Regions from separate parts of the Homo sapiens genome. Here region 1 is linked to region 2. A link is an interaction called in ENCODE POLR2A ChIA-PET data of the cell type or tissue named here. Cell type or tissue: OCI-LY7. All regions are shown on one strand. Links, peaks and the distances in the headings refer to the core of each region. The heading gives the core; the rest is flanking DNA.

Region 1 (8,587 bases), core at 2,455-4,954, 290 kb after region 2:
TGGCACAATCATAGCTTATTATAAACCTTAACTCCTAGGCTCAAACGATGCTCCTGCCTCAGCCTCTCAAGTAGCTAGGGCTACAGGCACATGCCACCATGCATGGCTAATTTTATAAGAAATTGTCTGTAGAGGTGGGGTCTTGTTGTATTGTCCAGGCTTGTCTCAAACTCCTGCCTCAAGTAATCCTTCTTTTTCAGCCCATAGCATTGGGATTACAGGCATAAGCCACCATGCTCAGCCTAAATGAATCTTTCCCTGACCTTGAGGTACCGCACAAAAAACCCTCCTTCATTCTTATTTTGAGACATACCAGGTTAGGAGGGGGTGAAATGGGCTGGCCCTGTCACTTCCCACTAAGCACTGGTTTTTTAAATATCTTAACCTAGTCTAACTCAGGAGACTCATAAATTAAAAATCTCTCCCATAGGTCTCTTCCTATACCAACTCTAACCTTTGTACTCAACATACAGTGTTTGTCCGGCTAGCACAGTGATTTTTTGTTATCACCATCACATATGCCCCATTCAAGAATTATAGGAGGTGCCCAGGTGCGGTGGCTCATGCCTGTAATCCCAGCACTTCGGGAGGCCGAGGCGGGAGGATCACGAGGTCAGGAGATCGAGACCATCCTGGCTAACACGGTGAAACCCCATCTCTACTAAAAATACAAAAAATTAGCCGGGCATGGTGGCAGGCACCTGTAGTCCCAGCTACTTGGGAGGCTGAGGCAGGAGAATGGCGTGAACCCGGGAGGCGGAGCTTGCAGTGAGCCGAGATAGCGCCACTGCAGTCCAGCCTGGGCGAAAAGAGCGAGACTCTGTCTCAAAAAAAAAAAAAAAAAAAAAAAAAAAAGAAAAAGAAAAAAAGAATTACAGGAGGGGCCAGGAGCAGTGGCTCACACTTGTAATCCCAGCACTTTGGGACGCCAAGGCAGGTGGATCACCTGAGGTCAGGAGTTCAAGACCAGCCTGGCCAACATGGCGAAACTCCATCTCTACTAAAAATACAAAAATTAGCCAGGCATGGTGGTGTGCCTGTAATCCCAGCTACTTGGGAGGCTGAGACAGGAGAATCGCTTGAACCCAGGAGGTGGAGGTTGCAGTGAGCTGAGATTGCACCACTGCACCCTAGCCTGGGCAACAGGGCAAGACTCCATCTCAAAAAAAAAAAAAAAAAAAATTATAGGAAGTGCTAATGTTCCAGAATCAAAACTCTAACAAGGTAACTACTGAACATTGCTAAACACAAGTTAGCAAGGCATTGTGACAGGACGAGAGGCAGAACCACTAGTTCTTCATAGGTAAGGGCCCTCCAGGTGGCAACCTGCTATGACCTGGATGGAACATCCTAATAAATCCTCCTGGGAGATGGAACAGTGGAGGGTTGCAGCCAACCACCTAAACATTTCCCACTCTAAGCTGCCTCTAATGCACATATTCCCAACTCAATTTGTTTCTCTTCATGTTGATTTTAAGATTCAGGAGAAATTGACTAGCGCTGGCATTATACCAGTAAATGGGATATTAAAAACTATGCCTTTCGTAGATTACTAGAGAAACTAGGCACACTTAGAAGATGAGAATGTATACATATCAGTGTATACATACATTTGACTACAAGCCTTGGACCCCCCCCTTAGAAAAGCTTTCAAGGTAAATGAAGTTGGTGGAGGTTGAACTTAATTGATTCTTGGTCCAGGTCACTAAAAGTGTATGAGACATCACTTGATGAGTCAATGGTTAGAATTAAGGGCCAGAGTCAGGAATACAAATCCCTAATTCCAGGCACTTCTCTCCCACTAAACCATCCTGTTCACTTCACTTGGAAGAATCATCTCAGTGAGCACCCTCTCTCCCAGGCAATATGTCCAATTGTTAAACAATTTGATAAATTGTTGCCCATCTAGTTCAAGAATAGCTAATCTTTGAATGTTTACTGACTGCCAGGCAACATGCCAAGTACATTCTCTTGTTTAATCCTTAAAACCACCCTAAGGGCTAAAATAATTAGTGCCAGTTTACAGATGAGGAAACTAAAATACAGAGAGGTTAATGTGCCTAAGGTTCCATTATGCAGTGTCAGTGGAGGTCTCAGATCCTTGGGCTGTCTTCCTCTACCATTCACCAGTAAACAAGTATAGAAGTTTTCATCTTACTGACAACACAACATGCCCCAACTCAGTGCAGGTGACTTAGAAAATCTACAGATTTCTCCTGCTATCCCCAAATTGCAAAGATGTATCATCTCTTGGTCTGGACGCACTACACATGCCCAATTCAGGTAGAGACAACTATAATTTTGTTAAACTGAATTAGAAAATATTAATTTCCAGAATTTATATTGTTTAAATGTGGCTTCCCATGCAAAGTTCCTGGGCTAAAAAGAAAGTAGACATGTAGTCCTTCCAACTTTTATGGGAGAGGGAGGCAGAGGACAAGGGGGTTGAGAATGGGTGTTAGAATGACCATGTTGGGGTGTAATATGTAGAGCGACTGTTCTGATGTGATTGACCATTCTGAAACATATCTGAATTAAGAACAACATTCAAAGTGAAGGATGGGGTACAGCAGAAACCTTCCTCGTAGTCAGGAAGTAAATAATTCATATCTGAAATGGGAGGCAAGGCCATCTGCTATAAGAAAGGCAGTGGGGATAAGAATCATGAGGAGCATGATGAACATCTAAAATAACAATGAAGACTGGGATAAGAATGGATACATAAAAGGACAGCTGCGCAAGGTTTCTGCTGGTTCAGCTGAATCAGAGACGGTTAAGTTTACAGTGGTGCTGACGGACAGCAGTGTGATTTTCTCCTACGGTGTTCAGATCAGGTATGGAAGCAAAGATTGCTGGGCTGTTCTCAGGCTGTTTGCAGGACAGATGCCACAAAAGGAAATACAAGTGACAAAGGTAGAGGATGTAGGCAATGCAGTGATGGAAGAGATACACTGAGAGGCTGGCCGAGGAAGGGAGGCTGAAGAGTATGATCGGGACCTAGGGGTTTTGGTGAGTTCAAGGAGATACAACAGAAATAAGAATGAGAGACAAGGAACAATATGAGCTTGTGATCAAAGACTGGTGTATTGGGATTTCTAATTTCAGAGGTGGAGTAGTTCTGGAGTACTGATAAGTCTAAATTATAATGATGGGAAAGCCCTCAGAAGAGTTAAAATCAAGTAAAAAATTGAGGCTACAGTGGCATTAAGGATAGGTTCTTTGAATGTATACAGCTATTACCAGGATAACTTTTAAAAATAAAAAAGGGTTGCAGTAGAGATCATAAGCCAGGTGAAGTGCCCAGTGAGTAATGGTCTAGAAGTACACAGATGACAGCAAAAGGTCCAAAGGTCCATGCAGATGTCAGAAACCTCACACAAGTAGCTCTGCCTGTGAGAGAAGAGTGATGATTTGGAAGATGCCAAGACTACATGGCCTCTTTTGTGGACTGTGTGGAAGCAGTCTCTATTTGTGAGGGCTGAGAAGTTCATGGGCCTGGAGAAAGCCCTGTTTCTATTAACAAAGTGTGTACATTCTGTAAAGAGGCTAAAAGAGATGACCCAGTTTATGTGGCGTTTTAGAAGGCACGGAGGAAGGGTTGGTGTCAGTACATGTGGTACTGCTAACGAGGAAGTGTATCTGTGTGACCTTTAGCAGTAACAACCTCTGAGCCTGTCCCCAGTGCCTTTTGAGGTGCTGAGGATGAATTGAGATATGAACGCACTTTATAACTACAAAGCAATTTAAGTTCAGGGACTAGAATTTGGGCAAAACGTCATGCTGAAGTATGTGGGTTATCAAGAGATTATTACAGCTACACATACATAACGATGTTTATGTCTGTTTCATTCTATGTGAATGTGAAACTAACAAACTGAGGGAAGTGAGAAAATAAGAGCAGTCAAGTGTGTCAGATGTCACACAGATTGAGTCAATTGAGAATAGAAAATATCGACAAATAGGTTCTTGCTAACCTTGGAAGTAGTGACTTTTCACTATGTGACTTTCAAGGAATTTGACATAGATATGAACAAATTTTTCTGTGCTTGCCAGTTACAGGCATTCACACATCATTCAGTGAATCTTTTGAGGTGCTTATTCCCATTCTCCACAAATACAACGTTGTGTTAATCAGATTGATAAAGCAAAGCTCTAAACACAGAACTGAGAAACTCTGTAAAATGCCACACTAAATATTTTAGGCTTTGTCACAACCACTAACCTCTAATGTTGTAGCCCAAAGCAGCCCTAAACAATACACTAACGAATGTGACTGTGATCCAATAAAGTTTTTTTTCTTGAGACGGAGTCTTGCTCTGTTGCCCAAGCTGGAGTGCAGTGGTGTGATCTTGGCTCACTGCAACCTCTGCCTCTCAGGTTGAAGCGATTCTCCTGCCTCAGCCTCCGAGTAGCTGGATTTCAGGTGCCCACCGCCCCCCACCCCTAGGTAATTTTTGTATTTTAGTAGAGACGGGCTTTCACCATGTTGGTCAGGCTGGTCTCAAACTCCTGACCTTGTGATCCATCTGCCCTGTCCTCCCAAAGTGCTGGGATTACAGGCATAAGCCACTGCACCAAGCCCAATAAAGTTCTCTTTACAAAAACAGGCATCTGGTCAGATTGGGTCCACGGGCTGTTTATTGATACACACTAAACACAATTTTCTCCTAATCCTAGACCCAGCATTTTCTGCATTACACTAGCCCAGTGGTCCTTTCTGAAACTACACTGTTCAAGTTACAGACATATTTAAATGTTTAAATTTAAAATGTTAAATTTAACATTTTAACATGTTTAAATGTTCATAGACACATACAACCTGCACTTTTACTCTTTGAGAAATGAATGCAGTAAATTTACTTAGCTTTCTGAGGGAAATGATAGCCTGAAGGCATGACGTTTTCAAATACCCCAAACTCCAACTAAGATAACCTGGAACCTATTAAATGGATATCCAACATTTTGTACTGAACTCTAAGGATATGAACACCAGGACAATGGTTATTCTGAGGCACAGAAAATACAGCCAAAGCAGCAGCTCAGTATGTACCCCGACAGTGCCTAGAAGAGACTTATGTGGGAGACAAAGTTTCTGGTCAGGTGTATTTGTATACTTCATCAGGCATATGCCTTGCATTACATAGCTCTCGCCCCCAACTTGGCAACATCTTATTGGTTTTCAGAATATACTGATGACGGATTGCCAAAAGAGCTCATGAATGAATATTTTCCATTCTAAGGAAACTTTTTTTCTTTTTGAGACGGAGTTTCACTATTGTTGCCCAGGCTGGAGTGCGATGGGGCGGTCTTGGCTCACTGCAACCCCCATCTCCCAGGTTCAAGCGATTCTCCTGCCTCAGCCTCTCAAATAGCTGCAATTACAGGTGCCGCCACCACGCCCAGCTAGTTTTTATATTTTTGGTAGAGATGGGGTTTCACCATGTTGGCCAGGCTGGTCTCAAGCTCCTGACCTCAGGTGATCTGCCTGCCTTGGCCTCCCAAAGTGCTGGGATTGCAGGCATGACCTACTGCACCCAGACCACTTTTTTTTTTTTTAAAAGAGATGGAGTTTCCTTTATCTGTTGCCCAGGCTGGAGTGCAGTAGCACAATCACAGCTACACTGCAGCCTCGAACTTCTGGGCACAAGCAGTCCTCCTGCCTCAGAGTGGCTGGGACTACAGGTGTGCACCACGACGCCCAGTTATCTAGTTTACTCTTACCCAAGTATAAATGATATGAAACAATCTGAGACTAGTCAGTCAACTGTCCTTGGTAAGATCTCCTTCTTGACAGCCATGTGGATTCTATCACACCCTTTATAATTTACAGCAATCTTCAGTGGTTAAAGCAAAACTGTACATCTATAAAGGAATTCAAGAGAAGTGCAGGAAAAGGATGACAAAAGGTAAATCCCTAGCTACCACCAGAATGTTATCTATCTAAAACTGCCAACTTACGAATAGGTAAAACTTATGGTAAAATTATAAAGGTGAGCACAACAGGAACTGGAATCTATTCTGAAGGGCAATATAATGTACTTCCAAGAATTCTAGATTTTTTTTTTTTTTTGGAGACAGTTTCACTCGTCACCCAGGCTTGAGTGCAGTGGCACAATCTTGGCTCACTGCAACCTCCACCTCCCAAGTTCAAGTGATTCTTGTGCCTCAGCCTCCCAAGTAGCTGAGATTACAGGTGCCCACCACCACACCTGGCTAATTTTTATGTTTTTTGTAGAGACAGGGTTTCGCCATGTTGACCAGGCTGGTCTCAAACGCCTGACCTCAAGTGATCTGCCTGCCTTGGCCTCCCAAAGTGCTGGGATTACAGGCATGAGCGACCATGCCCGGCTAATTCTAGATTTAATAGAGTAAAGAGAAAGTACTTTTGTTACAGACCACTGGTTCTAGTCCTAGACCCAGAATGTCAATACAGTAGCCACTAGCCACTTGTGCCTATGTAAATTTAAAATAAAATACTTTCTAGTCACACTAGCTATATTTCAAGGGCTTAACAGCCACATGTGGTTAGTGGCTACCACACTGGACAGCAAAAGTCTACAAAATATCCATCGTCACAGAAAGTTCTATTAGACAGCACTGTTCTAGACAAAATAAGCATGTAGGTGGCATCTGAATACCCCTTAAATACATCTGGCCCTTGTTTTTGATTCTACCAACCTAGCCACTTACAGCGAAGCACTAGAAATGAAAACATGTGGTTTATAGTGCTCTTTTTTTCCCCTATTTCCTTATTTCTGAAGGTATATATCCCTGATAGAAATGTCCTTTTTAAAAAATTACATAATTGGCCAGGCGTGGTGGCTCACGCCTGTAATCCCAGCACTTTGGGAGGCCGAGGCAGGTAGATCACCTGACGTCGGGAGTTCAAGACCAGCCTGTCCAGCATGGAGAAACCCTGTCTCTACTAAAAACACAAAATAAGCTGGGCATGGTGGCGCATGCTTGTAATCCCAGCTACTTGAGAGGCTGAGTCAGGAGAATCGCTTGAACCTGGAAGGCGGAGGTTGCGGTGAGCAGCGATCACGCCATTGCACTCCAGCCTGGGCAACAAGAGTGAAATTATCTCAAAAAAATAAAAATAAAAAAGTTACAGAATCACATTTTAAACCACCAGAAGTGCTTGGGTATAACTGACCTAGAACATGGCAGTTACTCATCTGTGCCAACACAGACCTTAATATAGGAGGCATAGAAATGAGAAAAATTGGCCGGACGTGGTGGCTCACACCTGTAATCCTAGAACTTTGGGAGGCCAAGGTGGGTGGATCACGAGGTCAGGAGTCCAAGACCAGTCTGGCCAACATGGTGAAACACCATCTCCACTAAAAATACAAAAATTAGCCAGGCGTGGTGGCGGGTGCCTGTAATCCCAGCTACTCAGGAGGCTGAGGCAGGAGAATCACTTGCAACTGGAAGGCGGAGGTTGCAGTGAGATTGCACCACTGTACTCAGCCTGGGCGAAAAGGGCGAAACTCCGTCTCAGAAAAAATAAATGAGAAAAATTTTAAACCTGAAAAAAAATTAAACCTAAGTTACTACTGGGCTGATTACTTCTGGGTTAAATAATAAGATTTCTGAATTTGAAAACCAGGCAGGGCCTGGTGGCTCACGCCTGTAATCCCAGCACTTTGGGGAGCCAAGGCAAGTGGACGGATTGCTTGAGCTCAGGAGTTTGAGACCAGCCTGGGACCACATGGCAAAACTCCATCTCTACAAAAAAATTAGCTGGGCATGGTGGCGAACACCTGTAGTCCCAGCTACTTGGGAAGCTGAAGTGAGAGAATCGCTTGAGCCTGGGAAATAGAGGTTGCAGCCAGCCGAGATCGCACCACTGCACTCCAGCCTTGGCGACACAGCGTGACCATGTCTCAAAAAACAAACTAAACGCCACAACTAGCCAAGATGGAAGGTTGAACACATTTCTGTATCTATCTTAATATGTTTCCTGTATCATTTCCAGGATGCCAAAAAAAAAAAAAATCAACTCTCTAGCCTTCACTTCAGGTCTTTCTCATTAGTCCAGAATTGTCCCCTTGTAAGCTACTTGCTACACTGTCCCTGAATACCACTAACTTTATACAGTCACCAAGTCCTCTGCTACAAGGCCTTTCAAAGTCTGAAATCTTTAAAGGATTTCCAGGATGCATTTTTAAATTCCCCACCAGAACTCAGACTAGGACTTCAAATATGAATTACAGCAAGCTTTCCACATTTCTATAAATAAAAATAAGACTCATATGTTATAAATTGCTTTCAGGCCTTAAAACACCTATCTAATCGTCCCTATCACCTTTGAGACCATGGATTCACATCTTCTCAGTCTTCTCACTGTCCCACAAAGATACAGTTCTCAGCTGCACCAGCATAGATTTATTTTCTCATTATTCTTTATGACTTACCTTGTGCTCACCATCTCCATAAAATCTCCAAGGACTACTCTAAATGTGTATGGCACAGACTATGCATGAAATAATTCAGTATGTAATTATACACTGTTACACATCACAAAACTATGACCACAGGCATTCCTCTGTCCATGTCTGGCATAAATGCTGCAGTTCTCAAT
Region 2 (2,500 bases), core at 1-2,500:
ACTCCAAACCTATGTCATCCTCTTCCAGATCCAGGGCTCGTGTCCCTCCCCAAAGCCAGGACACATCATTAAGGTTCCTTCTCATGGACATTTAGAGAAAAAAAACTTTTGAATTTGACCTTTCCAACCTCAGTCTCGCATATTTCTTTGTAAAATGAGGTGTGAGGATCCCTCTTGGCTTCAAAATGCTCTGATTCTAACATCTGCTGTTAATGTCTTCTTCGAATCTTAGCATCAAAGGTGGTGGCGGATGCTGGCCAACTTGAAAAAATTATACAAAGGCTTTGATTAACTTCAATGCCCATGGAAAAAGGTAATTCACAGTTAATCACTTAATCTTTGTTGATGGCAATCTTTCTAAAATCTATTAGAGTAGAGAATAATGAGCAGAATCTAACCTGTCTTTGTTATTGCAGGATTTTGGTTGAGTCTGTATTCTCCTTACATTTTAATTCAGGCAAAAAGGGCAGTAAATGCATTTGTCTGAATTGACCCAGCCCTGGAAGGAGATGCTGTCTGTTAGCCTGTTGAATAAACCCAATTTAGACTTTTTTTTTAAGCATTCTTCCCTATCACGTCCTCTCCAATCAAAGAAGAGCAATTCTTGATTGGTAAGGATGCCCAAGCATTCAAGAAATTAGTACACATGGTTTTTATTACGCAAGTATTTATATGGTAACACATGTATCTATCTTTCTTTCTACAAGCCCCAATACAGTTCCCCTGGCAGTTAAGAATTCTGGTAATTTATAATTTATTTATATATCTGAGGCCTTTCTTTACCTTGACCTAATCATTTTTAATTTATGCTTTGAATGCACTTTATATAAGAGGTCAGGGGAGAAGCAGATAGGAAAAGGAGGTATTTTCAGTATTTTTGTACTTTGTAAGTTTTTATTTTTCAGATTTAGAAAAGTAGCCCTTCAGTACATCAGTTCTCCCCTGCAACTGCTCCAAGGCATAACTATCCAGTCCTCCTAGGTCCTGATTTCCCTGCAGCAATACAGGGCAATAACGAAAAAGAGGGCAAGTGCCAGGTGAAGAAGTCATCCAGAGAGGGGACCAAGTGGCCATTCTTTCCAGGTCACTCATCAAGTACTTATTGATTGCCTGTGATGTGTCAGGCACCGTCCTAGTCACCAAGGGTAAAAATTCTTACCCTGATGGAATTTATATTTTAGTATGGAAGTGGGTAAGACAAACGACACATAAGAAGCACATAATTTGTCAGTAGAAATTGTGTTAAGGAAAATAAAGCAGGGCATGAGGATGTGGGGACAGTGAGTAGGAGTGCTGGTCAGACAGGGTGGTGGGGCAGGACTCTAATAATGGAAACCTGTGGGGCTGAGAGAAGTTCGGAAGTTAACCATGCAGATATCTGAGAGAAGCACGTCCCAGGCAGGGGACACAGCAAAGGCCAATGGCTGGAAAATGCTTGGTATGAAGCAGAAGAAGCAAGGCCAGTCTGGCAGAGCTAAATGAGGAGGTGGGGTAAGTAGGAGAAGTGTCTGAGGGTGAGATTTTCGAGGGCGTTGTGGACCATGGCCAGGACTTTGGATTTTATTCCAAGTGACTTGGGAAGTTGGTGGAGGATTTAGAGCAGCTGCTGCTTCTGTTTTAAGCAGTCACTGGGGCTGCTGGATAAGGAATTAACTGGCTCTGGAAACAGGAGACCAGTAGTGAGTCCTACTGCAATAATCCCAGTCATTGATTTTAGTGGCCTGAGCTAGGTGACCAGCATCACATGGGAGAGAAAGTGAAAATGGCTGGCTGTAGAAGGAAGGCTTCTGAAGGGAGACCCCAGGATTTGCTGATGAGAGGATGTGAATGATGAGAGAAAGAGCTATTAAGGATGATGCCAAGAATTCTGGCCTGATTTTGGGGAGAATGCAGATGCCAATTATTTTCCCTTCTCCCATGTTCAGAGTGAATCACTTATCTCATAAACACATGGCCTCTTGCAAAAAATTAAAAAACAAAAACACATTAAGTGCTGACTTGACCTAGAAATGGAGAAAACCACAAAGCAATGGTTTAGTTGTCTCATATTTGATTTATTGCTGGTTTTATTTGAACGGCTTGAATTTACCCTTTGAGTGTCTTTAAGAATTTACCCTTTGACAGTATCTTTACTTATTTAATCAGTAATAAATAACTCTGCTAACTAGTAGATACAAGGACTATGCAGAGGTGACATGAGTGTGCAAGGAGGAAGTGATGGGTGTGGCAAGTATAAGCCTGTCCAAGAATGTATGGACTCAGAGTCCTCCAATAAATAACAGAAAAGGAAGAAAGGCTGAGCCTGTAGAGCAAAAGAAAAGATCTTCATTTCAATCTCTTACATTTTAGTAACTTTTAATAACTGCACTCAGCTTTTCTGACACTGTCAAGGGTATGCAGGTGGGTGGGTAAATGGTTAAAATGAACAATGATCTGGACAACTAAAGTTTCATGTAATTAGGAAAAGCTACTTTTAGACTGTAGCTTAATTGCATATCCT

Evidence for each region. ChIA-PET counts read pairs that join two places held together with the same protein. Peaks named below come from ENCODE experiments on the same cell type or tissue, not always from the same donor. Only the 100,000 strongest peaks of a DNase experiment are listed, where the experiment ranks them.
Region 1: POLR2A ChIA-PET joins it to region 2 with 5 read pairs; 20 of 35 experiments call an interaction of 5 or more read pairs at or near these places.

Annotation. Positions count from the first base shown.
Region 1 is chr7:25,114,036-25,122,622 of GRCh38, forward strand. It overlaps CYCS (cytochrome c, somatic), which reads right to left. Exons shown (of 3, transcript NM_018947.6): 3 at 4,621-8,587. Among named protein-coding and RNA genes, the nearest start is that of CYCS, 6.9 kb to the right of the region's middle. RefSeq lists enhancers at 3,426-3,495, 3,646-3,695, 3,746-4,015. In OCI-LY7, for the core only: no CTCF peak of the experiment used is centred there; a DNase peak (open chromatin) is centred at 3,896; H3K4me3 peaks cover 544 bases; H3K27ac peaks cover 1,092 bases.
Region 2 is chr7:24,823,514-24,826,013 of GRCh38, forward strand. The region is part of intron 16 of OSBPL3 (oxysterol binding protein like 3); the gene reads right to left. Among named protein-coding and RNA genes, the nearest start is that of GSDME, 67 kb to the left of the region's middle. In OCI-LY7, for the core only: no CTCF peak of the experiment used is centred there; no DNase peak of the experiment used is centred there; H3K27ac peaks cover 1,097 bases.